Linked DNA regions of Homo sapiens: region 1 is linked to region 2. Evidence: read pairs that join two places in POLR2A ChIA-PET (ENCODE). Cell type or tissue: PC-9. All regions are shown on one strand. Links, peaks and the distances in the headings refer to the core of each region. The heading gives the core; the rest is flanking DNA.

Evidence for each region. Peaks named below come from ENCODE experiments on the same cell type or tissue, not always from the same donor. Only the 100,000 strongest peaks of a DNase experiment are listed, where the experiment ranks them.
Region 1: POLR2A ChIA-PET joins it to region 2 with 12 read pairs; 3 of 35 experiments call an interaction of 5 or more read pairs at or near these places.

Annotation. Positions count from the first base shown.
Region 1 is chr4:156,948,888-156,965,781 of GRCh38, forward strand. All of the region lies in intron 1 of PDGFC (platelet derived growth factor C), which reads right to left. Among named protein-coding and RNA genes, the nearest start is that of PDGFC, 14 kb to the right of the region's middle. In PC-9, for the core only: no CTCF peak of the experiment used is centred there; a DNase peak (open chromatin) is centred at 7,674; H3K27ac peaks cover 1,389 bases.
Region 2 is chr4:157,046,764-157,063,657 of GRCh38, forward strand. No RefSeq gene overlaps it. Among named protein-coding and RNA genes, the nearest start is that of GLRB, 21 kb to the right of the region's middle. In PC-9, for the core only: no CTCF peak of the experiment used is centred there; no DNase peak of the experiment used is centred there.

The sequences.
Region 1 (16,894 bases), core at 4,380-12,379, 100 kb before region 2:
GTATCCCCTGAGTAATGACAGCTCTGTGTAATTCACAGCATTTCTCATGGGAGGTTTATTGCTCTACTGGCTAGCCAAGGGACCAGTGTGAAATTCACCGAGGTCCTGTGCTGCTGAAATATGAGAAAGGTGAGAAAGGATTATAGCGCAGGAGAGTGGAAGCCCAAATGTCCATCTCTGAAAACATCCAGTTCCTTGGTGATTTCTTCAAGAAAAGAGAGACTATCTCTTTTGTTAAGAACCAAAAAGAGATAAATTTACTCACCAACGGTCTCCTACTATTAAGAATTCTTTGAAAGATTCATGATTATTCTTTTAAATACTCAAAGCATTTAAATATGTGTATAATATAGAAATGAGCCATTTATTCTGAATAACAGAGAGAAGTTGAAAAGTATTTATTACCTTCTGCCTAAGGGGGTGATCTCCTTGATTAACGTGCAAAGTAATGGGGAAAAAGTCTAATGTGTACTTTTTTTTTTATTTCTTTCAGAGCATTAACCCCATTCTAGTTGGTCATTAAAAAGTAGTATGTGTGTGTGTCTCTCTCTCTTTCTCTCTCGCTCTTTCTCTCTCTCTCTCTTGCTCACACACTGTCTGTGCTGCAATATTTCTTTATAACAAACTGGCCTCAGGAAATTATTAATGAAGGGTTAAGAGGTTACACAGCAGCTAAGCCCAGAAGAATGTCTGTGCAAAGAGAGAACTACCTATTCAGAAGGGAGGAGAATTGTTTGGGGAGGACTGGTAGTTTGAAAAGGAATTTCTTCCTAGCCAAGAAATTTTCTACACTGTGCAAAGCCAAAATAAAATGAGTCATAGCACTTCACATTTCCTAAGTGTGTATTACTAGAATGACTTTTGACTTTCTATGGAAATCAAAGACTGCACAAATGAGAAAACAGAACTGTTTCCCCTTCCCCTACGTCCCCTTGAGGACATACCTGAGATGATATAGGGTCAGTCCTGGCAGAAGCTGTTAAGAATTGGGTCACATATATTTGTAACTTACAGCTTTACCTTCAGGAAAACAAGCAGTAAGCATAACAGGAAATAAAAATAGCTTCACTCAAAGGTACATAAGCAACAGCATGTCCAACAACCACCAGCACTACCTATGACATTTTTCCTAGGCTATATATGCTATCAGAAACAGTCATATGTTTTAATCAATGATTATGAAGGGGTCTCGAGTATGACACCCTAAAATATGCCTTTCTGGCATAAGGATTATTTTGAGCTGAAGACAAGTAAGAATAAACAGATTTGGGAAAAGTTCTCCGTTCTCCAGTTATCTGCCGAAAAGTAGTACATAAATTTTCCTTTTTGAAGATGACATAAATGCCCCCTTTCCCTCCATTCCAGGATGAGGAAAGTGACCCTTAGCACAGACAAACAGCTGGCGCTGGAATGAGACTGTATATGCAGACTTAACTAAAATAACCTTACTAAAATAACATTATCTGTTATGATTAGATAATAATATTAGTTTCCCCATGTTTTTTGGTCACTTTCCCAAACTTCATTGGCGCTAGAAGCTCAAATCCCCTTTCCATTGTCTAGTCACTCCTCCACAATTTATCACCATTCATTAAAACGGTATAGAAAATCCCAAGTCTAACTGCTTTTTAAGATTTTCACATCCTTACTTTGAAGCCCTTATGCACACAAAATTTAAAATATTAATAAAATTAATATGCCTTTTCTCCTGTTACTCTGTCTTTTGTCAGTTTAATTTGTAGTTTAACTTCTAAACCTAAGAGGTAGAAGAAAAGTTCTTTTTTTTTCCTCTCCACTATAGTTCAATAAGCAATTTGAAAGCAGTGTTAAATCAGAAAAAAAATCTATTTATACCCACAAATACACAGAACTTCCAAATGTTTATAATTGTTGAATTGCTAAATGACTACAAATTTATGAAATAAATAAGAAAAAAATTCTAGAAATTGGCAAAAAGAGCAAAAGTAAAATGACAATTGATATAACAGACAAAATCAGCAGTTCACATTTTTCTTCATGTAAAAATTCACTTATTGAATCTTTCAATTTCAGAGTAACTACCAAGCCCTGATCTAGGCGCTATGGATATGACAGTTTATAACCTAAACAAGGAGAAAGGAAAATATATACTTCTCTTTCACCTCACTGTATTTTTATCTCCAGAGGTAGATGCTTCTTACACCCTTCTCTTCATTCACTAAACAAATAATGTTAAGAGTACCTACTGCCTGCCAGGCAAGGTTCTAGATCCTGAAGATAAAGCAGTAGGAGAAAATAAATAAACCTCCAATAACAACAACTAAAATTTCAGGCTTCATGTATCTTACATTCCAGTGACTTAATAAAACAACGCTCGTGATCACAACAGTGTTTAAATTTATTCAATCAGATTTCATTGTGAGGCTTCATTCTCTCTATAATCAATGCAGGCAAATAGTTTAAAGAAAATTCATAATATACATGTTCCTGTATTTATATATAATTGCTTGTAAATATGCCAGGATCAATTTTTTTAATTTTTGAAACCATTATTGACCATATAAGTTGTGATTGTGGAGTTTTAATATTTTTGTTTCTTACTGAATGGTCTGTTGGCAAAGGCAGGTCTCCCCTTTGAGACTGACGCATGGGGCAGAAATTAACCAGGATTTCTGAGTGGTTTCATTTTCAAGGTCACAATATAAATTTATCAAACACAATTCAAATGGTGTATGACAATGAAAAGAGGGCATCCTCTGTCTCTCTTCCAGAGCCAGTCTTAATTTTGTGATACTATTCTGGACAGAGAAAGGTCCTTCTTAATTTAGCTAAAATCTGAGCCTGAATATCCACTCTACCTTATAGAAAAAAAAAAAAAAACAAAAAACCCTCGTTTTCTTTGAAAGACTTCATTGCACAAGGGATCAAGTTAAGTCTTTCCTAAACTCACAGATACAATCAGCCTCCAATATGCTCCACATACACAAACTCTGAGCCATTTCAAGCATAAATTTTAGAAGTAAAGAAAGTTCCAGTGAATGCCTAAATAGATAGGAAAAAAGAGTATTCTTCTTCCAAGAACACTTTTCTGATTCAAACTTTCTTCCCCAAAATTAGGGCAGTGACAACCATTAGTCATATTAGCTTATTTGGGATATAAACTGTTTTAATATGTACACTAAAACAAAACAAAATGTGTCCTCTTTATAGCATAAGACACAATATATTTAGGCAAAGGAATGCATCTGCTGGATTTTAAAATACTAGTGTTTCAAATAATCAAAACTGTATTTCTAGACCTTTTGCTACATACCTGATTCTACCAATATCCTCTTTGTGCTTAAAGAAGTCATGAAACAGTCAGAAACAAAGAATTTCAAGTCACAAACTAATGATGGAATTAACCTAAATTATAGATTAGCTATTACACACTGGCATTCAATGATACTGCCAAGTTTCTTCAAAATGTAATACTTATTTGTTGTTATTAAACCGCTGGGGTAAATGGCAACATTTATCACTACGTAGAAAATCAAACAGAAATCATTAAGAACATTTTAATGAAAGTGTGGAGTTTTTTTGTTACTCACTGAAATTATTGGCAGCACTGAAACAAAATCTATTAATGTTTTAAGATATGAACTATGCTTTAACCTGGTATCTACTGCAGTACAAAGAGCTAAGTCACACACAAAACGTGAAAATCAATTTTGGCAACTAGACTAAAATGTAAATACCACAGGCCAATTCTCCCCAATGCCTAAGATATTTCCTGATAAATGAGATTCCTAGCACTAAACATTTAACAAATTGATCTACTAATGGACTGCAAAAGCCAGTAACCTTCCTCAACCTTCTAGTAACACCAAGTAAATTTCCTTGGTATTGTTTACTAATCTGTACAGGATTTAAACACCCTAAGTAATCTGTTTTTATTTTTCCAGCACCAAAATTAGACATAAACAGATCAGTGAAAAATTTGTGATCATTTTCAAATTTGGGGCATAAAAAACACTGAATAACTAGTCTGAAAGAATATGATACAGAAAAGTTTGTTTTCTCTTTCATCTAGGTTTAAGACAATTATTTACAAATAAAACATAATGAATTTTGTCTTTTTATGAAAACACCAAGGGAAATCTTAATAAAATGTTTGGAGTACCAACAAAAAGCCTAAGCACAATGTTTAAATAACTGAACTCAAGAAATAAAATGACTTCTTAAATATCTTGGATTCTATCCCTTAAGTAAAAGGATTTACATAGTCAAGCTTCATTTGCTTACTTGGGAGTTACTCTTCCAAAATGTCTTTTATCCTGTAAACGAGAAAGCCTCCCTTCTTGCACAAAACATTCCTCATTTTCCAGTCACCAATTGTTTTGAAAAACTTTCCCTTGACAGAGATATAGGACCACCTCTCAAAGAGCCAAATCAAACAGCCAACTTACTAAAGACACCTAGCAATCTGGTTACTGTCCAAGTTGTTTTCTAGACTAAAGTCAACTAATGGTAAAGGGATCAGAAGGAGTCTGAGATTCTAAAAAGGTTCATTAAGAACGTATTCACATTCAGCAAATGTGATATGCTATTTGGTTTTTCTATTATCTTTCTCATTTATATTGCTGTACAAGTGCATGACGATGTTACTATAATTTAAGTTACTAGATATCTTTGTCTTGAAAAAGTAGAGAAAAAAAGATGTACTCTCAATAGTGGTTCTGAAACTTCATTGTTCTTAAAATTTTACCGGACGATAAATACTTTAGAATGATAATACTTTCAAAGTTTCTATAAAAAGACATAAAACATGACTTCTTACCAACAGTATGTGTGTCTGTTTTTGACCAAAGTGGTGAAACCCAGGTTCTCTAAGAGCATAAGACGTAAGATACGAACATTGAGCTTTACCCATCTAAGAAGCAGTCTATGTTCACTATCAATAATCAATACCCCCAACTCACCCCAGCTCAGAAACTAAGAATACCAGGACACAATGGCCTGGATACATTACATATGAAAGCACAAAACCATTCTCTATCCTCACTAAATGCCATTCCTTCTCATTCTGGCTGACTTCAAATATGAATATAAATTAAGACAATTCACTCTGCCTCATATAGAGAAACAAAATGAACATGAAAATAAATAGTCTGGTCTCTAGGGGTACTGAACATTTCTATTGCCTTAAATTTACTGGGAAACATAGGCATAACCTTGTGCAGTCTGGGCACCATACTTACGTAAATAGCAGAGGGTTATGGTTTCAATTTGGTTGTGACACCATAAATATTGGCATACCGAACATGTGCTTACTGTCATGAATTTTGAACTCTCTCTCCAGGGTCTGCTTCTGTTTTGTCCACATGCCAGAACTAAGGACTATTTAGTTCTGCCCATAATCTCATAGGATCAGAGCTGAGAAAATCAACTTTATTTCCAAGGGAAAAAAAACTATATTCTTTGAGTGACTTTTTAAAAGACTGACTTTTTCAAGATTTTTGCCTTCTCTGGGATAAATCACAGTTGTCAATCTCAAAACCTCAAAGCAAAAGAGAAAAACAAACTAAAAATAAGAAAGCACATGAGTTATATCTTATGTTAACTAGAAAGAGCAAAAGGGGAAATAATTCAAAACAAAAAATACGTCAAAGTTACTGAAAATGAACTTGCGATGGTCATGCTCTTCTCTATAATAAATTGATTGCAATAAAACTTTATCCTAAAGTTCCCTGTTTAAAAATAAGTTTCCTGGAAATGATACATTTTTTTTTCTTATTGAGGAAATAACATTCTAAGCAGTCATCATTATAATTTTGCCAATCATGTTCTTTGTGCATTCATTTTACTCAGTCTAAGCAAAAAGATTGAGGCTCTCCAGTTAGCCCCTTGTAGTTCCTTAAAATGAAGCCAGACGTTAGGCGCATCCCCCAGCTGTGAAATAAGGCATATGACTCGTTTAGAACCCATCAATGATGATTTATGACACCAGATGCCAAGACTGCAGCAGAACAAGCTGTGTTGGGTCTAAGTGGGCTGTTTTCACTTCACTTAAAAGATCTGCCATCCAGTGGGGCATTAGGCTAGAGATTATTCAACATTTTATTCTCTGACACTTGAAAATTATGGGAGATTAAAACACATATATAATTAGAATCCAAGGTAGAAAGTGGTCAATTCTGCACTATTCTGAGAGTTTAGAGAAGAGAGACATATTAGACTGAAGGCAAGAGGGAAGGCTTTATGGGGCGGAGAGGGGACCAGTCAGACAGGGCCTTAAATCCACGTTGGCTTTGAACACGCAGCATGAAGGAGAGATGATGGTTCCCTTCCATTCCACACCCCAGGCACTAACTCACTTGGCTATTTTTCCACTGTCTGGCATCTGAACGGCTGCAAATGCCTTCAAAATGCTGTCCCAGCCTCTAGCTTCTCTGTCCTTTACAATCATCCTGAAGTACCTTTATTTTGGAAAGAAAACAATTATATATTTGAAACTTGTTTAGAGAGTAGGTCTTAAATGTTTTCACCACGAAAAAAAAAGATAACTACGTGAGGTGATGGATAAATTAATTAGCTGGATTGTGGTAATCCTTTTGCAATGTATACATATATCAAAACATTCCATTTTATTTGGTAAACATTCAGTTTTTAATTGTCAGCTATACTCAAAGCTGGGAAAAACCCTATTTGCTGATAAAATAATAATACGAAAAATGTAAAATGCATTTAAAAAACAAAAATCAAACCTGATTAATTTATGAATATTTAATGATCTGTTATAGGTGTAAGAATACAAGCATAAACAAAAAGACACACCCTTATTATTAGGAATTGGCGCAGAAGGCTATAATCATTACCCATCAGCCAAGGTCCTTCAGTGGTGCCCAAGCATCTCATGAGTTTGCATCTAAACATGCTCTTAGTATGTCTGACACAGCCCTCAAAATTAATGAATAATTTTTCAATCTTACTTCTCACCAAAAGTAGTTCATTTTTGAATAGGCTTTGTACTCTCTCACAAGTCCGCACCATCTGCTTAGAACTCTCTCTTCCTTTTCCGGTGAATTATTTGTCCTTCAAGACCCTACTCAGTGATAACCCCATGAGAAGCCCTTCCTGACCCAAAAGTAGAACATCCCTGAGTCCTTGGGCATTCTAAGCATATGTCTAGTGTAATACAAACAACACTGATTATGAACATCAAGCACACAAAGGACATTTTGTTTACCTGTTTTCAGGATGTGACACAGTAATCACCACAACACGCACTTTTGTGTATTGGATTAAATTAATTTATTGTTTGAAAGAGTTGGCAGAGCAATACATGGAGTTAGGAAAGTACAGATCTCTGGGGTGAGCAGAGGTCAGTTTTGTGTAATTTTTGTATTAGAAGACTGGGGTGACAGCACAGTAGCCATGGAGAACAACAATGTAGACTTTCCTTACTCAAAGTTTGGTCCTCAGTCCGATGGCATTAGCATCACCTGTGAGGTGGTTAAAATGCAAACTTTTAGGTCCCACTCAAGACCTACTAAAATAGAATCTGAATTTTAATAAGGTGATTTGTATGTATATTACAGTTTATGAAGCACCAATCCAAGCTTGACTAGAGTAGACACAACCAGAACTCTATTATAAGAAGATTATCTGACATTAACCTCCTGCAAATGATCGATTGTGGGTGACACGGCATTGGAAAAGCCTGAGTCATAGAAGGAAGAATAAGAACACTTTGCCACAGTTTAGGTCATAGGTAACCAGCACCTGGTTTGGGATGACAGTGAGAATGAGGAAATTTAAAAATGTAAAGATAATTATTTTACCTAAAAATAGCAATGTTAATATGTACTTATTAGCTTGACAATAATTCCATGCTTACTTAACATACTATATTATATATTTTGAAATATTGTGAAGGAATAATATTTAAGCAGGACAAAATCTATTAGTTTTAAGTTGCTTTCTCAGACTTGGAGTGCTAAGAGCAGCCCAGATTATGAGACATAGTAAGTCCTCTAAATATACACGTTAATTGGATGTTCCAATGGAACTGAGGTTTCCACAAGATAGGTACCAGGACATCAAAGTGGCAATAAGACAGATTTTCAAGAAAAATGGCGAGAAGCTGTTCTGTGAATGCTGAATCCCTCGCTTGGTCAAAAATTATCTCAAGGATCACTTCCTCCAAAACTTAGTACCTACTTCCCTACCAAATAAGCTCAGTTCTTATTGTGATTATTTGGTATGCGGCTTAATGCTCTACAGTTATTTCACCTGTGTTCCAATATCAACGGTAGGAGAACTTTCTAAAAATAGAAGGCTTATCTCTTGCTACACATTTAATCTTTTCCTCTCCTCTGGCTCTCCCCCAAACCTCCAAAACAAGCAAAGAAACAAAACATGTTTCCTTCCATCCTGGAACCACTATCTCCTTCTCTCTTAAAAACGTGATGTCTCACTTCCTCACTTTACTCCATGTCCATTCTTCTACACCACTTATTACACTGAAGATTTTTTCTTTGTGTCAACCTGGAAAAATCATAGGCTACTCATTGGTCTTCATTTTTTTCAGTCTCTGCTGTATTTTATCATCTGGGCCAATTTCTGTGATTTTTCTCTCTCTCCTTCCTTGGCATCCTTCACTCCCCACCTTGTGATAGCACTGACTTTTTTTCCTTCATGGCTTCCTCTTCAGGGGATTTCTTCCTGTGAGATTTCCTTTTCCTTCTGACTTTATTCTTCACTGTTCAGCAACCTTCATTCTGTTTCTGTCTTGTATGTGCCATCAGGAATCAGATTTAATTCATAATTTGGCTGCCTGCATAGCTGGGATGGGCGGGTGGATAAAGGAGCTCACAATAAAGCATGAAGAATCACTCTTCTATTTACTCAAGCCCAAGTCATACATCAATGTTCCTCCCTTTGTGCCTCCCATTTCCAATGACCTTCCCACTGAACCTGCTTCTGAGGTCTGCCTCAAAACAAACTGCATTTTAGACTGCATGAATTTCCCACACTTCCTTACTGCGCATATCTACTCACCAGGTTTCCAGCTGCCAAAATCCTATCCCACCTTTGATTCTGCACGTGCAAATGATGCTCATCTTTCCTGGCCCCTTTGTTCAAAAAATATATATCTCCCCTAACAACTTTTCTCAGCCTTTTCTAATGGCTCAACTAAATAATCTTGCCTTTCTCTGAATTCCCACCAAACATGATACTATCGCTTTTTATTCTCTAATATACCTAACTGCATGTCTTCTCTCTCCCTTTGGCTATAAACTACTTGAAGGCAGAGACTAAGCCTAATTTCTCTTTGCATTTTCCACAATGCCTCAGCTTCAGACAGGTACCTAAGGCATAGAAGTGTGAGTTGTTTTCAAGATCACAGAAAATCCAGTTTAAATGCAGGTCTTAGGTTTATTCACAGACTTAAGGCCATCAAGTTACTCATTTAAAAAAAAAAAAAGGAACTAGCAAGTCACACATTACACAGAAACTATAATATCCACCATTGTCTGTTGTTTTTTAAGACTGTGAAGCTGAAGCAGTTATTTCTGCTGCCAAACTTCCAGCAGTAACACTTAAAAGTTGCCAGTGTGGTATGATGCCATCAGTTTTCAAAACTTAGAAAGGCTCATTGATTTTTACTAAGGATTTCTTACACAATCACTTCCTTTAAGGCCAAATGAGCCAACCATGTTTGACAGAAGTTACAGAATGAATAAATGTTATGGTATCAACATAAAAATTATTTCGTTTCCTGTGCTTACTTCAATTTCCAAGTTTATTTCTAGCTCCCATTGCCACTAGTCATCACCATTAATGCGCAGCACAACATATTTTTATACATCCACCCACCCAACTCCCCTTTACTGAACCATTTTGGCACAATCATCATACCCAATTTCAGAGAAGGTAAATTAATATCCTAATGCAATAAAGTGGCTCTGCTAAAAGCAAGATAACTTGGATAGGACTTATTGCCCACTTCTCAAGTAAGACAAATGAATCTCACACTAGGGTGGTTATAATAGCAGTTTTATTACAAGACTGGCAGAGTGACAGTAACTATAAATCCTAACTGTTGTTAGATTTTTTACTTTACATAGTTGTAGTTATGAGTCTACTCTTGTAAGCCAGAACAATTATTTTACAATTAGTTTAGACATGTCTGAGCCCAGAAGGAAAATTTCTATTTCAATCATCTTATTTTCCTTGAAAAGAACCTAATGATACCAGAAATCAGATCAATTCAATCTTCATACCTGAGTTTCTAGCCATTTTTCAAAGTTGAAAAGCTTTATAAATGCAATTGCCCAGAATTTTAGGTATGCTTTCCAAGTGCAATACAAAATAGCAATAATGGATTTCCACGCACTAAACGAAAACAAACAAATAAACAAAAAATAAGCTTGCAACCTCATTCTCAAGGTAGAACATGGTCACCATCCTATAAAACATAATACACACCCCTAAATTTGGACTGCAAATCTATCACTTAAACATCTAGTAAATGACCCAATTTGTTTACATGGCCCTGTAGCTTTTTATGGCCTTTCCATAAAGAAGTTATTACATCCATTCCCTTTATTTTGTTTAAGAGTGTTTGAATGAGCCCCAGAACCACAGGCTAGTTAAACAAGCCTTCCTTAGATGGACGTGGTCTCATATAATTCACCACTACCGGGGAAATTTTCAGAACAATGTTTGTAGTTTTGAAACACCACACATTCCTACATACCAAAAGTATTTCCAGTGCTTTATGCAGTTTTAAATGTTCGGCAGATACATTAAATAAGTCCTATTTTTCCATTTTTCCAAGTAAACTTGTGGCATTTACACTTCTTCCAGAAGATTTGCACCTCTGAGTTTTTGCTACGGTAGGTTGGCCACTTAGAAATGACTGCAAACAAAGATTGCAAGGGAAATGTAAAATCCAGACACCCTAATTGATTTCCTAGGATGTAAATGTTAGTTCTAAAAGGAAACCATTTTAAAGCTGTTAGTTTAATGGGGTGCCCAACCGATGCCTATTCAAAGTTATCAGTACAGATTAAAGATAAATTTTTCACCGTGAAGCAAAAACTTCTTTAAAATAAGAATAGAGATGACTTAATCACTAATTTTTTCTTCGTTATCATGGCTTAAAACCTCAAGACTGCTAATATTCTCAAGAAAACACAGATTAAAAACCACTTTTTAAAGGGTTAGTATTTATCAATTAGGTATCTCGACTCAGCATCTCTCAGTAGCCTAGCCAGATTGTGACCTGGGAAATTGCCTGCTATTTTCAGATTGCTGCTTTTGAAATAGACAGTTTTGACCATAGTGACTAACACAATGCAAAGATACAGTTGAAGCCATTTGATATATATATAACTGTTATATATATATATATATATATAAAACTATAAATTTGGAATATCTCTACAACTATGCATTTTGTTACTGACTTTACTTTTATTTCTAAACAAAAGTACATTATTTCTGGAGCTCTACATGAAAATGTATTGCCTCTACAATACAAGAGACTAGACCTCATGGCATACTAGTGTTCTTATAACTTTAGATGCAGACATATATACACACACACGTGTGTGTGTGTATATCTATATATGTGTGTGTTCTTTTTCATTTATAGCTCCAGAAATAGTGAACTTTTGTTTAGAAATAAAAGTAAAGTCAATAATAAAATGCATAGTTGTAGAGATGTCACTGCCTATTGAAAACAAAGAATCCCCTGATGCCTTTTATTATCTACAAAATTAACGCATTTCCAGCAGAGATCTGTCTCTAGGACACCCCATCTCAGGCTATGGATGTACAGATCTATATTTTTCATACCAGCATTATCCAACTTTTTCCCTTGTTTTTAGTGTATTCACAAAACCACCAACTACTATAAGAAATTCATCTAAATTTTATCCATCCTTTTAATGGGTAATCCAAAGGCAAATCACACTCTAGTAAGAGAGAGTCTTTAGCATGCTTCCATAGAGCAATCTGAAAACACTAATCATTACTGTGTTTTTCCTATGTTCTTTACAATTTGCACCCTGCCTGACATAAGATCTCAGGTTTAAAGTACAGTAAATTAGAAACGAACACTGCAGGTTTCCCCCTTTTCCCAGACCCAGCAAGAAATTTCCAGTAGGAGAAATGAATACTTCTGTCTTCTAATTTGTTCACATCTTATATTTTAAGCAAATGTTTCTTCTTAGCACACTGATTTTAAATATCATCTGCTACCAAAGCAAAATAAATTATAAAGCTTTAATGACTCTCAATTTGCATTTCTAATCACCCTAGACTATGAATATATATGGCATTATGGGAAACAAGCTGTGATTTATTCCCCAGCAGAAAAAAAGATAAATAATTATGACTACTTAAAAGACAGATGTCCTTATAAATACGCAGCAAAATAACTGCCAGAAACAACAGGAGATAAGTACCACGTAAATTCAACTTCTGTTGTTAATGGTTTCTGATCTCTGTAGTGACTCAAAGGGCAGGTGCAACGGCCAACTGGGCATATTTAAGCACAGAAGTATATTTCTATCATGCAAACATTGAAATGCTTAAAATAGTATCCACTCATGAACAAGGATTTCCTAGAATGCAAATAGCAGAGCTTCAAAAAATGGCATGGCATCAAGATAGTACATCCACCAAAAGAATTCAGTCATTTCAAATCCTTAAATACCACAAAATCTTTCCAGCATTTATATACACGGGACCCGAATGAATGTCAGTGGAAAAATGATGCAGATACTCAATGAAGTGTAACCTCATAGCAATTAATTTTCCACAAACTTGAGATCTTAAAAGTGTTATAACTGTTTTCTTTGCCTGTGATGTAACAGCTTCATTACTTTAATTCAGTGTCCTGGAAGCTGCCTCCCTTTTATCCCAATTGCGGATCCTTCACCCAGCCTCATTCTGCACGCCATCCGTTTTGTGAATGAAGTGTGAAAATAGCTCTTTGTTTACATAAAGAAGGCAATATAGAGTAGTGTGGACACAGGCTCAGCTCAGGAGAGTGGAACTGAGGCTGCGCAGCCTGCCCTTCTAACCTGTTCACAACTTCCAAACATGCCTGATGACTGAAAAACATTCCAGCAACAAGTAGTTATCTGCACACACCAAAGCAGAAATCTGTCACTGCCTGCCTGCTGAGAAAGGAACTGAATAGAAAGGGTTTTGATGGAATCTTAGACATGAAGACTTTTCTTTTTGTTCTGTTTGTTAACTGTCAACCCTGCAGGAAGTACACACAGCATCAGGGCCTTTGAATGCATAGGTCTAGGACATCTTTCCACTTTTTCTAGCCTCTCCTCACTCTCAACATTCTCGATGCTTCTTGTCTCTCGCCCATGATATATGCCTCTTCATGCCTCTATTCTTTTCTTCAGGCTGTTCCCTCAGCCTAGGATCCTTCCCTCTTTTTCTCCCTCTCAGACCCGCTTCAAAACACATCACCTCCTCTGTGGGAACTTTTCTCCTTCAACTTCCCTTCCAGACAAAACCAACCACTTAGTAAATCAATAGAGGATTTTTGAAGTGAAATAAAGCACTGTGTTCCCATAGCACTTTGAGCACAAAACTAATAGACCATGAAGTAAAAGGAAGGATCTGCCATCCTCTGACCGAGTTTCTCAAAGGCAGGTCTGCATCTTCTTCTCTGCATATGCGGCACCTAGGGCAAAGCTTAGCAAAGAGCAGATGCTCATACATATTTGCTGAATGAAAACAATGTTCTAATAAAACATTAGACCATTTAACTTATGAAGGAAGAGGCACGTGGCTCTGAGTCCTGGCTTGGAGTCAGACCAAGGTCCAAACATCTACCAGCTGTGGGACCTTAGCTAAGCTACTTAGCCAGTGAAGCCCTGGTGTTTTTCCTAATACCTCACGGAGAGTTTATACACTGCATACTATCTGCAAACATTGAGGACACATGTGGCACCTAAGAGTCACTCCTGGAGAGTCATTATTAAGCAATGCAAAACTAGAAGCTTACTCAGAGCCCTTTAGACCCATCCAACTACCCTCTAAAATGCATCTAAATCCTGCTGCTCCCAGGTCCTTCCTGGCAGATCATGCTGGTTTATCAGCACATAGTGTATATAGTAGAAATGTAAATCCACATCCTTGCACTTACCATTAAAATGCCTTGTTCTGTTTGAGAATGTTGATTTCCTTTAAGGAATCAGACCTCTACTTTGCCTCTGCCCCACAAACCCCAGCAACAACCCAATACATACCTCAGTGGACTAAGAAACAACCCAACTACTAGTCTAAAGAAAAAAAGCCGGCTGGGCACAGTGGCTCACCTCTGTAATCCCAGCACATTGGGAGGCCGAGGTGGAAGGATCACTTGAGCCTAGGAGTTCAAGACCAGCCTGGGCAACATAGTAAGACCCCCATCTCTAAAAATAAATACAAATATTAGCAGGGAGTGGTGGCACACACCTGTAATCCCAGCTACTTGGAAGGCTGAAAAGGGAACATCACCTGAGCCTGGGGAAGTTAAGGCTGCAGTGAGCTGTGATCATACCACTGCACTCCAGCCTGGGTGACAGTGAAACCATGTCTCAAAAATAAAACAAAACAAAACAAATACAAAAGGGAAAAAGCTAAGTACAAAAAAAAAATCACAGTCTGAAAATAAAAGAGGAATTAAGTGGAATAGCAAGAGAGCAAATTTAGTGAAGCCAGCCTGGCAAAGATAGTCTGGTGTGGAAACAGGGCAAATAACCGTCCAGGGAGGAGCCTACTCAGTCACTAGGGGATGATAAAAAGTGGCTTGAAGGTGGCACATGAATTCTAACGAGAAATCTGATGACAAATAAAATTAACAAAACTAAATTTAAAATGCATTCCCATGAGGTAAAAGGCAAAATTAGCGAATGCTACCAAAAGTATCACTTATAACAACTTGGCTTTAATTATAAACGTAGTTATTATAGTTCCCCTTTATAATTTTTAGCTCCCTTTGTTTTCAGATTTGGGAACTTTGCAAACCAAAGTTTAAAAAGGTAAATTAATAATATTTTAGGCAAGCCATTCAAGTTTATAGCTATGAATTTATTTTCTGACGGTCTTGACCAAAAAAAAAAAAAAAAACTTGAACTTCTGAATAGAATATCCCATAGAATATAGTGTAAATAAAAGTTAAGGTCACTCACTGAATATATTTCAAAAATAATAGGTTATACTTTCTAGCGTTCACTAAACATGCTTATTTATTCATTTTTATGGTACTTTTATCATTGAGATGTACTGTTAAATGAAATGTTAAAATTATTACCAGAAAGTTTCCTTGTGGAACCAAGCATGCCAATGTCAGCCATATTATTCATCACCATCACTGAATAAGCCAAAATATTAAAATAAACATCCTTCATCTATATACTTGCTTAAAGTACAGTTCTAACATAATGGTAACCATTATAAAGGTAGTATTTCCAGTTATTTGCCAATTTGTCAGATGCCTACAGAAACAGAAGTTATCACTATATATATATATAGTGATATATATATAACAGTATATATATAGTGATACTATATATACTGTATATATAGTACATATATATACAGTATATATATAGTGATATATATATACCATTCCATTTGACTAATGTGATTATTATGAGATTGTTTCCCTTACTGTTCCCGTAAATATTTCCGAAGCAACAGATTCTTACCTCATCTCCCAATCTGAAAACCATGCAATCCACTAACATAATAAAGAAATGCTTTTATAAAAAGTATGTGAATTTTGAAACCAGGATTCCATTTTCCTAATTGGTTCTCACATAAGGAAAAATGTATCACCACATTAGCAGTTTAATAGTGGCTGTCTAGTGGCCTTGACAAAGTCAAGTCAACTTCTGCTCTCTAGGCCTCAATCTGCACATCAGTGAGGATAAGTTCCTGGGGTCTTTCCAACTCTAACATTCCTCATACCACACATGTTGCTGAGTTCTAGCCTGTGCAAGTTATCCTTGAGCCACAGGTAAAATATAGAAAGTACACAGATTTTGGAGGCTTGTCATCTATGCAACATTTTCAAGAGTCCTTGGTCTGCATCACATGACAGTCCCCATCTTCAGAAAATGTAAGGCTATGCACAGCAATGACACTTAAAAGAGTAACCAGTTCTAGGAAACCTATCCATTTGCCTGGTACCTGCTCACTTGGTAACATAATCTTTATCAAGAGTAAAACGTGGTACTCTGATTGGCACAACCATCACTACCAATACATGAACAAGCTATCTTCCTATTTAAGAAGTCAAGTAGTGTGCAAGCTCCAAGACCAAAAAGATATCTTAAAAGATGGCCTGTTGTTAGAGTTAACAGCATAGTCTTTCTTTAATAAGATACTAACTACCTCCAGAACCTTTCAACAGATACTCATCGGGCACACTCTGCCATACCTGTCTCAGGTGCTGGAGTTCCTACAGGAAGCGATTCAAACAAGGTCCACGCTCTCAACAACTTAGATTTTATGGTGGGGGTGAGGGATGTTGGTAGATAATAAATTAATTAATTAATAAACAAGAATATCAAGGAGTATTAAGTACTACATAATTAATTAATTAACCTTGACAAGACAGTGAGGGGTGGTTAATTTAGACTTAGTGGTCAGAAAAAAGACCTCTCTGAGGAAGTGAATCATTTAATCTAGATGAAGGGAAGGTGTTATCCATGCAAGAGCAGCTGGTTAGTGTTAGCCAGAGAGGCAGGGGCAAATGACTGGAAGTTGCAATTGTATGCTGAGTGTGCCATGTCCACCATCTCATCACTCCCCCAGCCATAACCCTTGAGGAGCTAAAGCCAAAAGAGCTGCAGGAAGGGAGCTTGAAAGAAGCCATACCCCTTCTTACTCCAGGTCCTTCAAGTCA
Region 2 (16,894 bases), core at 6,158-14,157:
GACATCAATTCTTTCAGGAAGTTGAAAACAGTGAATAGTCTCTAGTTCTTTTTATGAGATTAGCACCCAAATCTTAACTCCAAAACCTAAAAAAGAAATTACAAGAAAGGTAAATTACTGACCAATCATGAGCATAGACGCAAATATCTTTAATAAAATCCTTAATAAAATATGAGCATTTAAAGTTTAGCGTTTGTCTACATATATAAAATATCAGATGGGATTTTTCCCGTATTCAAATTTAGTTTAGCATTGAAAAATCAATCAGTAAAATTGATCATACCAAAGAAAAAAGAAGAAAGGGGAGAAAAGTGCATGATTATTTTGATGTATTTAGAAAAATCATTTGACAAAATTCAACATTTATCTATGATAAAACTCCAAAAATACTAGGAATAGGGGAAACATATTAACCTACACATAATCTATAAGAATATCTATAAAAAACCTAGTGCAGAAATCTTATACAATGGGGAAATATTGAAAAATGATCTCTTGAAATTAGGAATTAGAAAAAGATGTTCACTATTAATATTGCATTCAATATTGTATTGCAAATCTAGCCAGTAAAATAAGGCAAGAAAAAAGACATAATTAGAAAAAAAGAAATAAAACCATCATTATTCACAGGCCTAATGATCATGTGCCTAGAAAATGTAAACAACTTGCAAATAATCAGAATTAATAAGTAAATTTAGCAAAGTTATTGGGTATATGTTCAATTCACAAACATTTCATTCCAGTAACAAAACAACAAAAAAGTGAAATGAAAAATTGATATCATTACATTAACATCAACAAACATCAAATATCAAGGAAAAAATATATCAAAATATGTTCAAAATCTTTATACTAGGAGTTAAAATTCTCATTAAGTTTAAAGAAGACTAAATAAATGCAGAGATGATTCATGATTATTGGAAGGTATGATATTGGGAGGCATAATATAAAGATGTCAATTTTCTCCAGACAATGTGTAGATTCAATGCAATCATAACCAAAATCCCAGCAGATTTTTTTAAAAATCAAAATTGATAAACTTATTAGAGAAGACCAATATTGGCAATACAATATTAAGGGAGGAAAACAATCCTAGACCCTATCAAATATCAAGACCAATTCTAAGGCTATAGTAATTAAAACAATTTGATATTTGTGCAAGAATAGACAAGTTGAACAATGGAACAACATAAAAAGGCCAGAACTGTCCCCCACATACAGTCATCTGATAGTGGTGGGTGCTTTGAGCTATGAGAAGCCCGTATCTCCCTTAATACATGAAGGACTTATTGTCTCAGATGCTGGAAATGCTACTGGAAGATGATTCTCAACTGTCAGCCCTCTATGGGAACTGTCTCAGCTGAAGAAAATTGGCTCACTCAAGATTACACTTACTTCCAGGGTTAGCCTGCATCCAACATAGGGATGTAAAGACCAAGTCCCTTCTCCTCAACTCAGGACGACTTCAGAAGGTCATCCCAGCTCCATATCTCTCCATGGAATCCACAGAAGCTTTTATTGGGACAGCATTTTCCTTCTCTGAAATTCTGTTTCTTTTATAACTCTTCTACAGTTGTGAAATCCTAAGAGCAATTCTTAACAAACGTCTGGCAATCTAATCTTCTTCTCAGAGGCTGATTCACATGGAAGCCAGATTGCAGCAGTTAGTGCCAAGGAGTGTTCAAACAAGCAGACGCTAAAATGTGATTTCAGAGCTGGATCATGTGCTGCCTGGCTGGAGGATGACAGTGGACTACTACAAAGCCAACCAAGTAGTAGTCCCAGTTGCAGCTGCTAGGCCAGATGTGCTTATTGGTGCTAAAGTAGCATAGCAGGTGTATGGTATATGGCCATTGAGTTGATGAATATGTTCTCCTCTGTTCTTTTATTTATTTGTTTATGTTTTTGAGACGGATTCTCGCTCTGTTGCCCAGGCTGGAGTGCAGTGGCGCGATCTCGGCTCACTGCAAGCTCCGCCTTCCGGGTTCACGCCATTCTCCTGCCTTAGCCTCCCGAGTAGCTGGGACTACAGGCACCCGCTAACACGCCCGGCTAATTTTTTGTATTTTTGGTAGAGATGGGATTTCACCGTGTTAGCTAGGATGGTCTCCATCTCCTGACCTCGTGATCTGCCCATCTCAGCCTCCCAAAGAGCTGGGATTACAGGCTCTATTCTTATCAGAAAAGAGGATCATAAACACTTTGCATTTATTTGGAATAGACAGGTATAGTTTTGTCCCAAGACTATGATAACTGTTTTGCACTGTTACAGTATAAAGTGATCTAGATCCTCTGGATATTCCACACATCATACAGACCCACTATATTGATGCCATTATCTTGATTGGACTGGATGAGCAAGAAGTGCCTAGGTGATTAGAGGCCTTGGTAAGATCCATGTGTTACAAATAGTGGTAAACTCACAGTGATTCAGGGATCCATCACATCAGTAAAACATTTAGGGGTCGAGCGATCCTTTACTCTCCACATTAAAAGATAAATTATTGCATTCTGTATTTCCTATTACAAAGAAGGAAGGACAATACTAGGTAGGCCCGTTTGTGCTAAGAAAGCACCATGTGCCACATCTAGGAATACTGCTCTGACTTTTATACCAGGTAACACAAGAGTCTTCCACCTTTGAATAGGACCCAAGCAGAAAAGGGCTCTGTAGCAACCCTATAGTCTCTAAAAATCTCTGTAATGATGTTTAATGTACCAGTAGTGAAATACGCTATGATGAGTTTATGGAAAATCCCAATGAGAAAAATTGTAACATAGACCCTTAGGGCTCTGTAGCAAGGCCATGTCACCTTCGGTAAATAAGTACATGCCTTTTCAAAAGTAGCCTTTGGTGTATTACTGTGGTCTCGTAAAAATCGAGTGACCACGGGGCCAGAACTGCCCTTCATAAGCTGAGTTCTATCAGTTCTGCCATGTAAGGATGTCAAATGACCTTAGAAACAATCCACTGTGAGATGGGAGTGGTGCATCTGGGGAGTAAGCATGAGCAGGAATGAAAGGCACAAGCTAGTTGCCCAACGATGCAGCTCAGATCCCCATGCCATCTACCACTGCTGCACAGTGTGTCTCTCTCAGCTCATACTTATGGCCAAATGGGAGGAGAAAAAGGCAAGCTTGATTCCAGTGTGGGACAGCCTGGTATGTGGGAAAATTTTTCAGTGGAAAGAGTTTTTGGCAAGTACCTGGTAATTAACTTTGTGTAAAAAGATAAATGGCTCTAAATTAGAAATATATGGATTCATGGTCAGTGGCAAATGGCTTGTCTCCCTGCTGGGAGCTGGGAGTGGTAAGATTGAAAGATTTGAGATACGGAATTCTTGAGCAGGAGCATTTGGATGGACATGTGAGAGTGGTTACAACATGTGAAAATCTCTGTATTACATGTTAATGATCACCAAAGAACATCTAGAAAGAAAGAGTCACTTATCAAGCTAGACAAAGTCACTCAGCCAGTTGATGTCGGCCAGCTGCTGTACCCACCAATCCAATGCTGACATATGGATATATGATGGAATAGTCATGGTACAAGAGATAGGGAAAATGCATGAGCCCCAGAGCATGGGCTGCCACTTACCAAGGCCAAACCATCTACTCTTACTACCAAATTTTTAGTCTGCCAGAGCAGAAACCAGCTGTATTAGTTCCTTCTCACACTGCTCTGAAGAAATACCTGAGACTGGGTAATTTATAGAGAAAAGAGGTTTAATTGGCTCATAATTCCACAGGCTGTGCAGGATGCATGGCAGCATTTCCTTTGGGGAGGCCTCAGGGAGCTTTTACTCATGGCAGAAGGCAAAGCAGGAGCAGGCATCTTACATGGCAGGAGCAGGACTAAGAGATAGAGCGGGGAGGTGCCACACAATTTCCAAGCAACAGGAGTCTCATGATAACTCACTCACTCACTGTCACAAGAACAGTACCGAGGGGATAGTGCTAAACCATTCATGAAAACCTGCCCCCATGATCTAATTACCTCCCACCAGGCATCACCTCCAAAGCTGGGGATTACAATTCAATATGAGATTTGGGCGGGACACACATTCAACCATATCACTAACACTCATCCCCCTATGTTATCTTTCACTGAAGACATCTACAAGTCACTGGGTGGAAAGTTAACTACACAGGGCCCATTTCACACTACACAGGTTAGTGATTAATCTCGACAAAAAAAGACACATTTCCCAGATGGGAGCGGTGGCTCATGCCTGTAATCCTGGCACTTTGGGAGACCGAAGCGGGCGGATCATGAGGTCAGGAAATCGAGACCATCCTGGCTAACACGGTGAAACCCAGTCTCTACTAAAAATACAAAAAATTAGCCGGGCATTGTGGCACGGGCCTGTAGTCCCAGCTACTCAGGAGGCTGAAGCAGGAGAATCGCTTGAACCTGGGAGGCAGAGGTTGCAGTAAGCCAAGATCGCACCATTGCACTCCAGCCTGGGAGACAGAGTGAGACTCCATCTCAAAAAAAAAAAAAAAAAAAAAAAAAAAAGAAAAAGACACGTTTCTCTTAGCCCCTAAGTTGACACATAAAATTAACAATCATATCCCTCAATTTCCAAGTTTACTTAAGATGTCACTTTATATACTCTTAGCCTCTGATTTTTATCTGTAACACATATTAATGTATTAATGTAATGTAATACATAGGTGTTATATAAATGTGTATGTATGTATTTGTACATATACATAAATAAAATATTCATTATATATATTATGAATAGTCTAAAACTATAAATCCTTAGGGTTCTGGTTGCCAGTGTTATTATCACTCATAACAAATCTTAATTTAGCATTTTTGGTATATAACCTGGGCACAGTAGTAAACTTCCTTGGGCCTCATTATGCCTACCTGTAAAATGGGAATGAAAATATCTAATAGTCCATTGGAAATTTATGTGCCAAGAATTATAGTTTTCTAGCATAAGATATTTTTTGGAATATTGGCTAGTTTTTTGAAAATATTACATTGGGCTAGGTACTTATTTTCTCTGTGCCTCAGTTTTTTCATCTATAAAAATAAAATAACAATGGCACACCTGTAAGGGTTTAGTGAGGATTGAATGTGTTCTTGTATAGAAAATGCCTATACAATGGCTGCAATATCCCTTCAATAAACTTTTGGTATTATTATTCTGTAGATACTCTAGTCAAGTAACCAGTGTGCAGCAGCTATTTCATATACCTCCTCTATTCTGAAAAGCCCCACTTTCCTTCTCCCGGCCTCCTACCTTACCAGATAATCATGCCTCCTATCTAAAGGATAAGGTAGCATTTTCATCTCTCCATTCAACCTGCCATTTATAGCCATGCTGTCCTCCTTTTTGTTACACCGTGTTCTTTGACAAAAGCTTCTCCCTCCCTATGTGCTCTGGTGGGTGTGTTTCTGGAATCTGACAGTCTGCCCTCTGGTCACCAAAGATGCCCTTACTCTTCTCATCCACAGAACATACTAATCTTCTGTATTGGAGTTTAATCAGAGGAGCAGAGCCACAGGGAACATTTTAAACCATAGGATTTATTATAGGCAATTCGCTTTCTATATTAAGCAGCTGCTAGACAGCGATTACTTCAGCACCTGAGGCTGGGCCTAAGGTCAGCCAAACAAATACTAGAGGAAGACAGAAGAAAACGAAATGGGAATGAACAACACCAAACTGGACCCGCCAAGGACAAGATGAACCCTGCATTGTTTTCTCAACGCCTTGAAGACGCCAGCTATGACACTGAGTGTGACCTCTGGCAGAAGCTGGAGTCCTTTGTCATGGAGCCACACACACACCTGCCCCAGAACCAGAGAAGCTGAAGGAGGAGATCTGTCGGGAACGGAAGAAGCTGCTGGCTGGCTGCCGCCTCAAACCAAGGAGGGGAGCTGGCAGATCGCTGCATTGTGAGCTGCAGCAGTGCTGGACCTCTAGAGTGGACCCGAGCATGCAAAGAATCGGGCTGCTGCTTCCTGTTCCCTTCGGAATCTCATACAAAATGCTTCTTGTGGCACAAGCTAACCTGAAACTTTGCAGGGAAGGGAATTCTCAGAATTTTGTGGTTTGCTAGACTGGCACGGTACAAGTTTACCACATCTCCTCCCCAAGGGAGACAAGAAAATTTCATCAAGTTCAAAGTGCAGGGATGTCTAGGTCATGTGCTGTTTCTCCATGAAGTCCAGATGTGGCTCCTTGTGATCTAGTTATCCATGAACTTAAAAAACAAGTTATCTGCTCTTCCCTATCCCCCCCCCACCTCACACAAAAACCTACAATATATTGGAGTAGAATACCATAATAAACACTCCCATTTGGAAAAAGAAAAATTAGAAAACACATGACAGGCCCCAGTGTGTGGTGTTCCCCTTCCTGTGTCCAAGTGTTCTCATTGTTCAGTTCCCACCTATGAGTGAGAACATGCGGTGTTTAGTTAGAACTTAAAGTATAATTTAAAAAAAAAAAACTAAAAAAAAAAACAAAATAAAAAACTAAAAAAAAAAAGAGAGAGAGAAAAAAAGAAAAATTAGAAAACACATAGTAAATGCCAGTTTTCAGCAATGCTGAAATTCTAGCGGGCTGCATTTCCAGATCTTTCTTTCCAGAACTTTCTTGATGAGTCGCTGATTCTGCTTGCTGGGACATACTTTCTTGTCCAAGTACTTTGTGGTTCCTGGCTGGGCTTTTTTGAAAGTTATTCCTTGTCCGTTCCTCTCCACGGCTGCTTCTAAATTGAGAATTGAGGAGTGCGCTCTCCCTGGTGGTGGAATCACCTTCACAACACACTTTACTTTTTCTGCCTCTGCAAATTCGCGGGCCCAAGGGTTGTTCGTTGTAGTTGTTGTTTAACAGTTAGATTCTAATCCACATGGATTTTATTTTGGTGCTGGTGCGAAAAATGATTTAACACTTTTTTTTTCCAAATGTAGAGTTGATTATTTCAAGCTTATTTATTGATGAGTTCATCTTTTCCATGCTAATTTGAAATGCCACCTTTATCATAAATTAAATTCCCATACATACATGAAATCATTTCCGGACCCTTCTCCTGTTTCATTGATCTTTTGTATCTATACTGCAGTGGCTTCAGCTAGGGGAATAGAGTATTCGCTGCCCCAGGAGAATTCGCAATGTCTGGATCCATTTTTGGTTGTTAAAACTGAGGCATGGGATCTCACTGTCATTCAGTTGGTGGAGGTAGGGAATATTGCTAACATCCAAAATACACAGGACAGCCTTCCACAACAAGGAATTAGTAACTTGCCCCAAATTTCCACTGTGCTGAGGTTGAGAAATCCTTGTATAATGGTTTCAAAAACATGATTTTAGGTATTATTTTTATGCATATTCTTATGGTATTCTCTTCCAGGTGTTCTAATAATAAATTTGAGTTCCACAGAGAAATCTTGTTTGGATGTGTTTGAGGATGTCATTGACTTTATAGATCAATTTGGAAAGTGTGAACATTCTTATCATATTGATAATTCCATGGCTTTACAGATTAATTTGGAAAGTGTTAACATCTTCATAATATTGATCATTTCCATTTAGGATTATGATATGACTGTTTACTTACTTTGTTCTTTCTTTACATGCTTCAATAGAGTTTTACAGTTTTACTGATGTAGATTTTGCTTATTTATATTAGGTTTTATTCCTAAGTTTTTATTTTTCTTGTTCCTCTTATACACAGAATTTTTTAAAGTTACATTTTCTCATTTTATCTGCACTGAAAACTTCTGCCTTTTGAAATATGCTACCTATTTTTAAATATCTATGGTAAATACAACATTCTCATATGTTACATTCACTATAAGTATTATCTGTTACTGAAGGTTTAAAAAAAAAAAACTGTTGGTATCTTGTGGTGTTCTCCCAACTGGACCATTCTTCTTTTCAGGAGTTCTAAACAAATTAATAAAGAAAACAAAGGAATGGAAGTGGAGGTCAAGATATCTATTTTTACTGGAAATATCTAAGCTACAGGATGTAGCTTGGTATGAGAGCCAAATGGGCTTGCTAACTGAATTCCAGAATTGGGCAAACAACCCACCCAGTCACAAGCACTGATGGACTGCCTGCAGTTTACTCTCAACAACTATGACTTCTGCCTGCTTCACTATTTATATCACATGTGAGTTTCTTTCATGGGTAGTCGCTAACCGACAACCACCCTGGTAAATGGATTCTGGAAAACATTATTTCAGGATTCTCTTCTGAAATGCAGAGGAGATCTTAGCAAAGAGTGGCAAGGATCTGAGTTGACATTAGATACAGGCGAGTAACCTAGTACCCTCAGGCCAGTTCCATCCTGCCACCTGTATTTTTGGATTACAGTCTTACCCATGAATTGCCCCTGGCTGGTTTCATGCTGCAATGTGGGAGTTGAGTATTTGCCACAGAGACAGCACGGCTGGCAAAGTCTCAAATATTCATTATCTAGCCATTTACAGAAAAAAGTTTCTCAACCTTTGCAATAGAAAATCTAGTAATACATTCTATGACTATTGGTATTTTGTGTTTTTTTAAGTCTTCTTGAGTCAATTTTGATCATTTACATATCTCCTTGAATGTCATCCTATTGCTTTTAAACTTTATCTTTACACTTTGTTTCTTTTCTTTTTACTAATAATGTTTCTAATATTTTTTGTTTTGATTAGGCTTGACCAGAAGTTATTTTACTTGATTTGTATAATTCATTATTTATTTTAATTTATTTTTGCTTTTGATTTTGTTTCCTTTTATATTTAAAGGAAATAACCTTTCAAAAATCATATCTTGGATTGAATCCTTAAACCATTTATTTAAAATTTTATTGTGTTATAATAAATGCATTTATAGTTATAAATTTTCTTTTCAATACTGCTTTGGATTAAGTCCATTACTTTTGAAATATAAATATTCATGATTACTTTCTAAAGTTTATGTTTCTAGTTTTAATAAGCTCTTTGACTCAAGTTCATTTGGAAGTATGTTTTAATTTTGTAAGTAAAGGAGTTTATGTGTTTGTATTATGTTCCAGTTATTTATAGTCAACTTCTAGTTTATTGAATTTTGGCTTAAAAATCAGGGCTATATGGTTTCCTTTGCATGGAATTAGTTGAATTATTCGTTGTGGCCTTATAAATAGCCACTGTCACCTATGGTAGGGGCAAATAATTGGGGGTTTTGATAAGATTATCTATGGATTATTTTATGTTTTGGTAAATTTATTTTCTTTTTAACCAATTATAAAATCTCAATTATTATATGTCATGTTACTTGTGTCATTAAAGTTCTGTATCTTTCACTTTTTATTGTCTGCTTGATTTGAAAGAAGCATGGTAAAATCTTTCACTACTTCCGTTGAGTTGTGTACTTCTTTTTTTCCTTATAGAAATTTTTATTATGCCTTAGTTATAGTGTATGATGCATAAACATTTGTGATTGTTTTAATTATTTTGTGTAATCTATTTGTCCAATCTACTAATGAGCTTATCAAAGACATTCTCCATTTTTATTACAATATTGTCACATTTCCACATTTTCTTTTTATTGTTACTGAGAATTGCCATCTTTCACTTATGTTACCCATTTGATGTTGCGTGTTGCTACTTTTCCCGTTAGATTTCCACATTTTCTTTTTATTGTTGCTGAGAATTGCCATCTTTCACTTTTATGTTACCCATTTGATGTTGCGTGTTGCTACTTTTCCCGTTAGAGCCCTTACTACAGTAATCATAGTTATTTTAAATTCCCTGTTTGATGATTGTGACATGTGTATTGTATCTGAGACTGTTATTTTTTCTTGCTTTTGGCTGTACCTTGTAATTTTTTTGTTGAATGCTGGACATGTTTTATTGGTTATAGGAACAGAGGTAAGTAGGCCTTTGGAATAAAGTTTCATGTTAATCTGGTTAGGAGCTGGGCTTTATTTACATTTGGTGTAGCTATAGGTGCCAAAAGCTTGGCTTGAGTGTTTTTATTTTTGACTTCCTTCTTGACTTTGGGCTTATAGTAGTCCCTTGTAATGCACAGTTTTATTTTCTGCAGTTTCATCTACCCGCCATCAACTATAGTCCAACAATAGGTGAATATAGTAGAATAAGATATTTTGAGAGAGCAAGAGGCCACGTTTACATAACTTTTATGACATTATATTGTTAGAATTATTGTTTCATTATAATAGTCATTAACCTTTTACTTTGCTTAATTTTTAAGTTAAATTTTCTCATACACATGTACATATAGGGAAAAACATAGTATGGATAGGGTTCAGTATCATGAACGATTTCAAGCATCCACTGGGGGTCTGGGAAAAGATCCCCTGTAGATAAGGGGGAACTACTATACCCTTCCTTACAGTCTGTTTCTCAGCTGAAATTCACTATGATACAAGACTTCTTTGGGTGCAGTGGTAAGGTAGGTATAGAAAAACATTCCATAATCTTCTAATTAAATCTTGGTCTTTTACTGGGGCCTGTGTCTCTGGCCTGTGAGCTTCACAGGGGTTTCTTCTTGTATAACTTCCCTTCCTAGCTGAGACAGAAAAGCTAGAGGAGGCTGGAGTAAGAGGAATGTTCTTCCTCTGCAGCTCTGGAATAAGGTCTTTTCCCTGGAGAGTAGGTCTTTGTTATGGAGAAACCCATATTCCACAGTGATTACTTTTCCCCTCCCCTTGCCAGAGCAAGGACGATATTTCTCCAGTCTTCATTGTGAGAACCTGGTAGAGATCAGGGAAGAAAAGCTCATGAAGTATGGAGCCCCTGGGAATATCTCCCTCTCATGTTAGTCTGCACTCAGTCTCTAGCAATTTGTCAAAATTACCATTTAAGTGTCCTTAGCAGTTTATATTTTTAATAGCTCTACTCTAGGTAAGCAGATCTCAGCTCAGACTGAATTTTCCTCTCTCCAGATTCCAGGGTAGAGGTCTGCATGGCAAACTTAGTTCTCCGATAGGGCTAAAAAAAGTCATTGATTTTCATTTTATCCAACTTTTTCTTGTTGAAGGACAGGAGTGACAACTTCCAAGCACTTTATACCTTGGAGCTAAAACTGGAAGTCCTGAATCCAGTCTTTATCACGATAAATATACATTTGGCGGGGTGGGGGGGCTCATTTAATGGTTTTAGTATTATATCTCACTTATCTGATTTTTAAATTATCATTTGTTTAGAACATGTGTAGTCATCTTATTATGTTTAGCCATCTGTCTATGTAATTTTGTTTTTGTTTCACTCCTTGTAAAAAGCACATAGCTGAATTTTGTTTCTTTTTTAAATGCAATCTGGTATTTTAATAGGATAATTCAACCCATTACTGCCACACTGTCGTTGCATCTTCCACCTGTCTCTTTTCTTTGTCATTTCAGGATTCTGACGTTTGATTTTCCAAATTGATCATTTGTTTTTAGCAATCTACTTTTTTACTTCCTCTGTTAACCTTTTTGTAATATACAAAAATCATGTTGTTGTTTTTAAGTTTTAAAACCTCTTCTTTGTTCTTTGATAATTTCCTTTAAATGTGTTCTTGGATCATCTAAGAGTTTATTTTTTTTTTCCTTACTCCTATCTGGGTAATGTTTTACCCAGGTGGTAAAAGGTTAAAAATGAATTCTGTCACCTGCTGGCTAGGAGACAATGGTCTGGCCTGCTATAATCCACAGATCAAGTGGTTGTGCTTGGAAGCCTCCAGATTTTTGAGATCCTCATGGAATAGAGCAGTAAGTTGCATTCTTCTCCTGGCTTCCCATTCTCCTGCCACAGTTCTTTACTTAGGGAGACATATGAACTAAGAGTATTCTGTTTTTCCCTGTGCTATGATTACAAAGCAGGTAGAAACAGTTCTTCCATGAAAGCCATGGCATGGGATGTCATCGCCCTAATTTTCTCATGCAGATTCTCTTTTCAGACTGCCTGGTCTTTTGTGATTGGAAAACACATCACATGAAAGCTACTCCTTGTGGAGCCTCCTTGTAAAAGGGGACATTTAAATGACTGTGGGATTCTCCTAAACAATCTGCTAAACTGTATCCCTCGGCCCCAGATTCCCCTCTATTTTCTTAACCCAGCTCCGGCTCCTCAAAACACATACAGAGTAATTAACAAAGAGAAAATTTTTAAAAAGAAGGATTCGTTAGTAACATAGAAAGTCATCTTTATCACTTTGGGAGGCTGAGGTGGGCGGATCACTAGGTCAAGAGATGGAGACCATCCTGGCCAACATGGTAAAACCCCGTCTCTACTAAAAATACAAAAATTAGCTGGGTGTGGTGGCATGTGCCTGTAGTCCTACCTACTCAGCAGGCTGAGGCAGGAGAATCGCTTGAACCAGGGAGGTGGAGGCTGCAGTGAGCCGAGGTCACGCCACTGCACTCCAGCCTGGTGACAGAGCAAGATTCTGTCAAAAAAAAAAAAAAAGTCATTTTTATAGACTCTCATGCTGGTTATTATTTTTTCCATCTTCTCAAATAACAAAAGTGTTTAAAAGTAACTTCTTTATATTGAAGTCTGTTTAAATACAGTAATGTATGCCTAAAAAAGTTGGAAGTATTTTTATATTTTGGCTTTTATAAGTAAACACGATCCTCACATTTGAATTAGCTGAAGTACAGAAATATATCTTTATCTATGTATTAGAAAAGCTTTTCAGGCCAGGCACAATGGCTTCATGCCTGTAATCCTAGCACTTTGGGAGGTTGAGGTGAGCGAATCACTTGCAGTCAGGAGTTTGGGGCCACCCTGGCCAACATGGTGAAACCCCGTCTCTACTAAAAGAAATACAAAAATTAGCTGGGTGTGGTGGCGGGCACCTGTAATTCCAGCTACTCAGGAGGCTGAGGCAGGAGAATCGCTTGAACCTGGGAGGTAGAGGCTGTAGTGAGCCGAGATCACACCACTGTACTCCAGCCTCCATGACAAGGAAGGAGACTATGTCAAAAAAAAAAAAAAAAAAAGAGCTCTTCAATTACCATTTTGTATCTGGCCAAGCTAAAGCCCTCAAGCCAATACTGTCCTATTTATGTACAAGATAACATTGTCCTGATAAACTGTGGAAATGAAGAGACCTATTTCTTGAAATGTATTTTCATCTACTTGTCAATATGGATATAATGAAATATATTACTTCAAAAACAATGGAAATGTTATTAAATTTAGTGAGTTTTATTCACATGTTAACATTCCAGTTTCTTTGGACCTTCTTAAATTTTGGCCTACTTCCTCTTTCTTGCTGACTTTTCACATCCTCTTCCAGATCCATTACCAATTGGAGCTACACATTTGTTCAAAGCAGATTTAAATGTTCATAATAAAATCAGTGAAACTGCACTAAGTGTCATTTATAGTAAAATTTAAAACTTATTCTTTCACTAGCCTAATAAAGCCACTATTACATTTAGCCGTCCCATCAGTAACACTGTACCTGAACTGGCATCTGGCTGAGACATCCTGTCTTGGTTTTCAAATGGAAACAATTAACTCAATCAGTTGCACATATTTTCCCTAGGACTTATACTAACCAAAATGGAACGGTGATAAATGAACAATTACTTCTGGAAATTCCTACTTTTCTTTTGATAACATGCAAAAGCAAAAATTTAAAACTATATTAACTTTCTAAAGGAGCATAGACACAACTCTCTTTCTATTTATTTGTTTTCCTATATAGAGACCATTATATTCCATACTAGAAAAAAGATTAATACATTGTCCTTATAACATCTAAACATATGATTCATCTGAAACTTCCCAAAATCCATGAACAGAGATTTATATTCAATAGATAGGAATTCTGTCTTTATTGTGTTAAAGATTTTTTCTAAAACTTGCTAGATGAAATCTTCTTTGATTCATTAATCTAGTTAAAAAGATTCCCCAGGGATGCTCTAATTTCAAGCCTGGCATATAAATGTCTGTCTTCCTCCTCTTTAAATATTTCCTATATAAGCCTGTCTGTTGCATGCAAGTAAACTCCTATTTTGCATATATCTGCCTCCCATCTGACATCAAGCTTCTGGTGGTCCAGGGACCCCAGGTTGTAGTCATAGCAGTAGAGGTGGAAGTTCCTTGGATAACACTGATTTGTGTTACAGCAGCCATTCTTGCCAGTGCCATTGTTTATTAATTTATTTAGATATAAAATTATTTAACAAATTCACTGAAATAGAGCCAGTTATCAATTGAGGATATTGATCGACTGGCATGCAAGTTTTTTACAGAATTTATTAATGGAGAGATTTAAAGTTTTTAAAAATTTCATAAAAAAATCCTTAAATGAGTTGTACAACTATTTTAATAAAAATACCAAAAGGGAATTAATATAGCACAAAACTGAAATAACAATGGTGTGTGATTTTAGAGTCAGAATGTTACTTTAAAAAGATTTACTCAGAGTAAATTCATTACATTGCTTAATCTATTTTAATGAAATTCTTTAATATTTGGAAACAATTCAAAATCAACATGTTCTTTTGCTAATCATACTGCTTAAATATAAATCTGGTCGTGTTTTATCTCCTACTTAAAATTCTTCAATGGCTCTCCTAATCTTCAGAACAAGGTAAAAAGAAACTCTTTAGCATGGTGTTCAATGTTCTTCATTATCTGATCATTTTTACCTCCCTGGCTTTATCTTTTCCCACTTTCCTGCAATGTTCCAGCAATACTGATGTTCTGACTAATGCCCACTTGGCTCATGCCTAATTCAAGTGTCCATACACATTGTGATCTAACTGTGTGGAATCAAAATCTTTGCACCAAAAGGACTTTAATCCAGCGAACTCCTAATTATTTTGCAAGGATCATCCAAGTCATCTCTTTTGAGAAACCTTTGATTCCCCCGAGAGGGCTTCCTGCTTCCAGACTTCTCGATGCTTGCCTATAGAACAACTCTTACCACACTGTTTATGAGCATCAGTCTGTTTCTCCCACTTTAGACCATTTTACAGAAGGTTCTTACTAGTTTCCATATTATAGCTTTCTACCTAATATTTAATCCATAGTAAATAGCCAAAAAATGTTTTTATTAAAAGAAATATAAAATTAGGCCAGACGCGGTGGCTCACACCTGTAATCCCAGCACTTTGGGAGGCTGAGTCAGGCAGATAGCCTGAGGTCAGGAGTTCAAGACCACTCTGGCCAACATGATGAAACCCTGTCTCTACTGAAAATACAAAAATCAGCCAGGCGTGGTGGCTAGCACCTGGGATCTCAGCTACTTGGTAGGCTGAGGCAGGAGAATTGCTTGAACCCAGGAGGTGGAGGTTGCAGTGAGCCAAGATTGTGCCAATGCACTCCAGTCTGGTTGACAGAGTGAGATTCTGTCTCAAAAAAAGAAAAGAAGAAAAATAAAAAAGAAATATAAAATCAAAATGAGCTATGTGGTATTTTTAATGAGTAATTTTCTTACCTATTTTTTTTTAAAAAATACTGTTGTCACACACTGGGGACTGTGGTAGGGTGGGGAGAGAGCATCAGGAAGAATAGCTAATGGATGCTGAGCTTAATACCTAGGTGATGGGTTGATCTGTGCAACAAACCACCATGACACACGTTTGCGTATGTAACAAACCTGCACATCCTGCACATGTACTCAGAACTTAAAATAAAAGTTGAATAAAAAAATACTGCTGTCTGATTATCATTCTAGCTCTCATCCTTCTACCTTCACACACTTGTGATAGTGAGACCCTAGGTTTCATTAATTTACAAAGGAAAGTATAGGGCAATGAAATGAATTAATTGGAATGAATAAATAAAATATATGGAACACAAGAATAAGAGATAAATCTTTATCAAAAGTGTAGTTGACTATTTTGTCCTGGGATAAAAAGTTTTCACTTGGGACAATCAATTTTGAGTAATCATGAATTCCATGGATGATTATGGAAATTTCCTCCTATTGATGACCCATATGTGATGTTGACAAATGTAAGATTTTGTTTTCACAGTAGATTGATCTATATGTCCAACTGTCTACCTATTTATTTATCATTTGTTACCAATTCTATTTTCCCTTCAGTACTGTTTTGACTTCCATATTTTTAAGTTCTATCTAGATAATTTGCTATAAATTATTTACATATAGCAGGATATGAAAAGATAAAAGGGCTACATTTTAATCCTCACCCTAATGCACAGAAAAAAAGAAATATATCTACCTTCAGAATGAGAGATATTGTACATAAAGTTTCTGGTACAAAGTAACTGACTCATGCTTGCCTTTAGTTCTTTACTCCATCCATACCTCATTTTCCTGTGAACCCCATCATACTCACTGAAGATGATGAATTGCAGCCTTTGGCTCTGATAATTACACTTTTTCAAACTCTGTCATTTCTTCACTTCCGTGATTTCTCTCTTTCTTCTTCTAAGTGCATCTCCAAAGATAAAACTGGACTTTCTTTCCTGTATTTTCATTTTCCCTTTGTGTATCAGTTGGTATGGTACGTTATATTACATCTCTATCTCTGACACTCTCCTGAGTGTAGGGTCTTTCATTTCTTTCTATTTTTTTTTTTTTTTTTTTTTTGAGATGATGTCTCACTCTCACCCAGGCTGGAGCACAACGGCACGATCTTGGCTCACTGCAACCTCCACCTCCCGAGTTCAAGTGATTTTCCTGTCTCAGCCTCCCAAGTAGCTGAGATTACAGGTGCGTACCACCACGCCTGGCTAATTTTTTGTATTTTCAGTAGAGACGGGGTTTCACCACGTTGGCCAGGTTGGTCTCGAACTTTTGACCTCAAGTGATTCAACTGCCTCAGCCTCCCAAAGTGCTGGGATTACAGGCATGAACCACTGCACCCAGCCGGGTCTTTCATTCCTAATAGCCTATTAGAAATCATCATTTGGTGCCTCAATCTGAATTCATCTGAAATAGAATACTTTATCTTTCTTTCCACAACT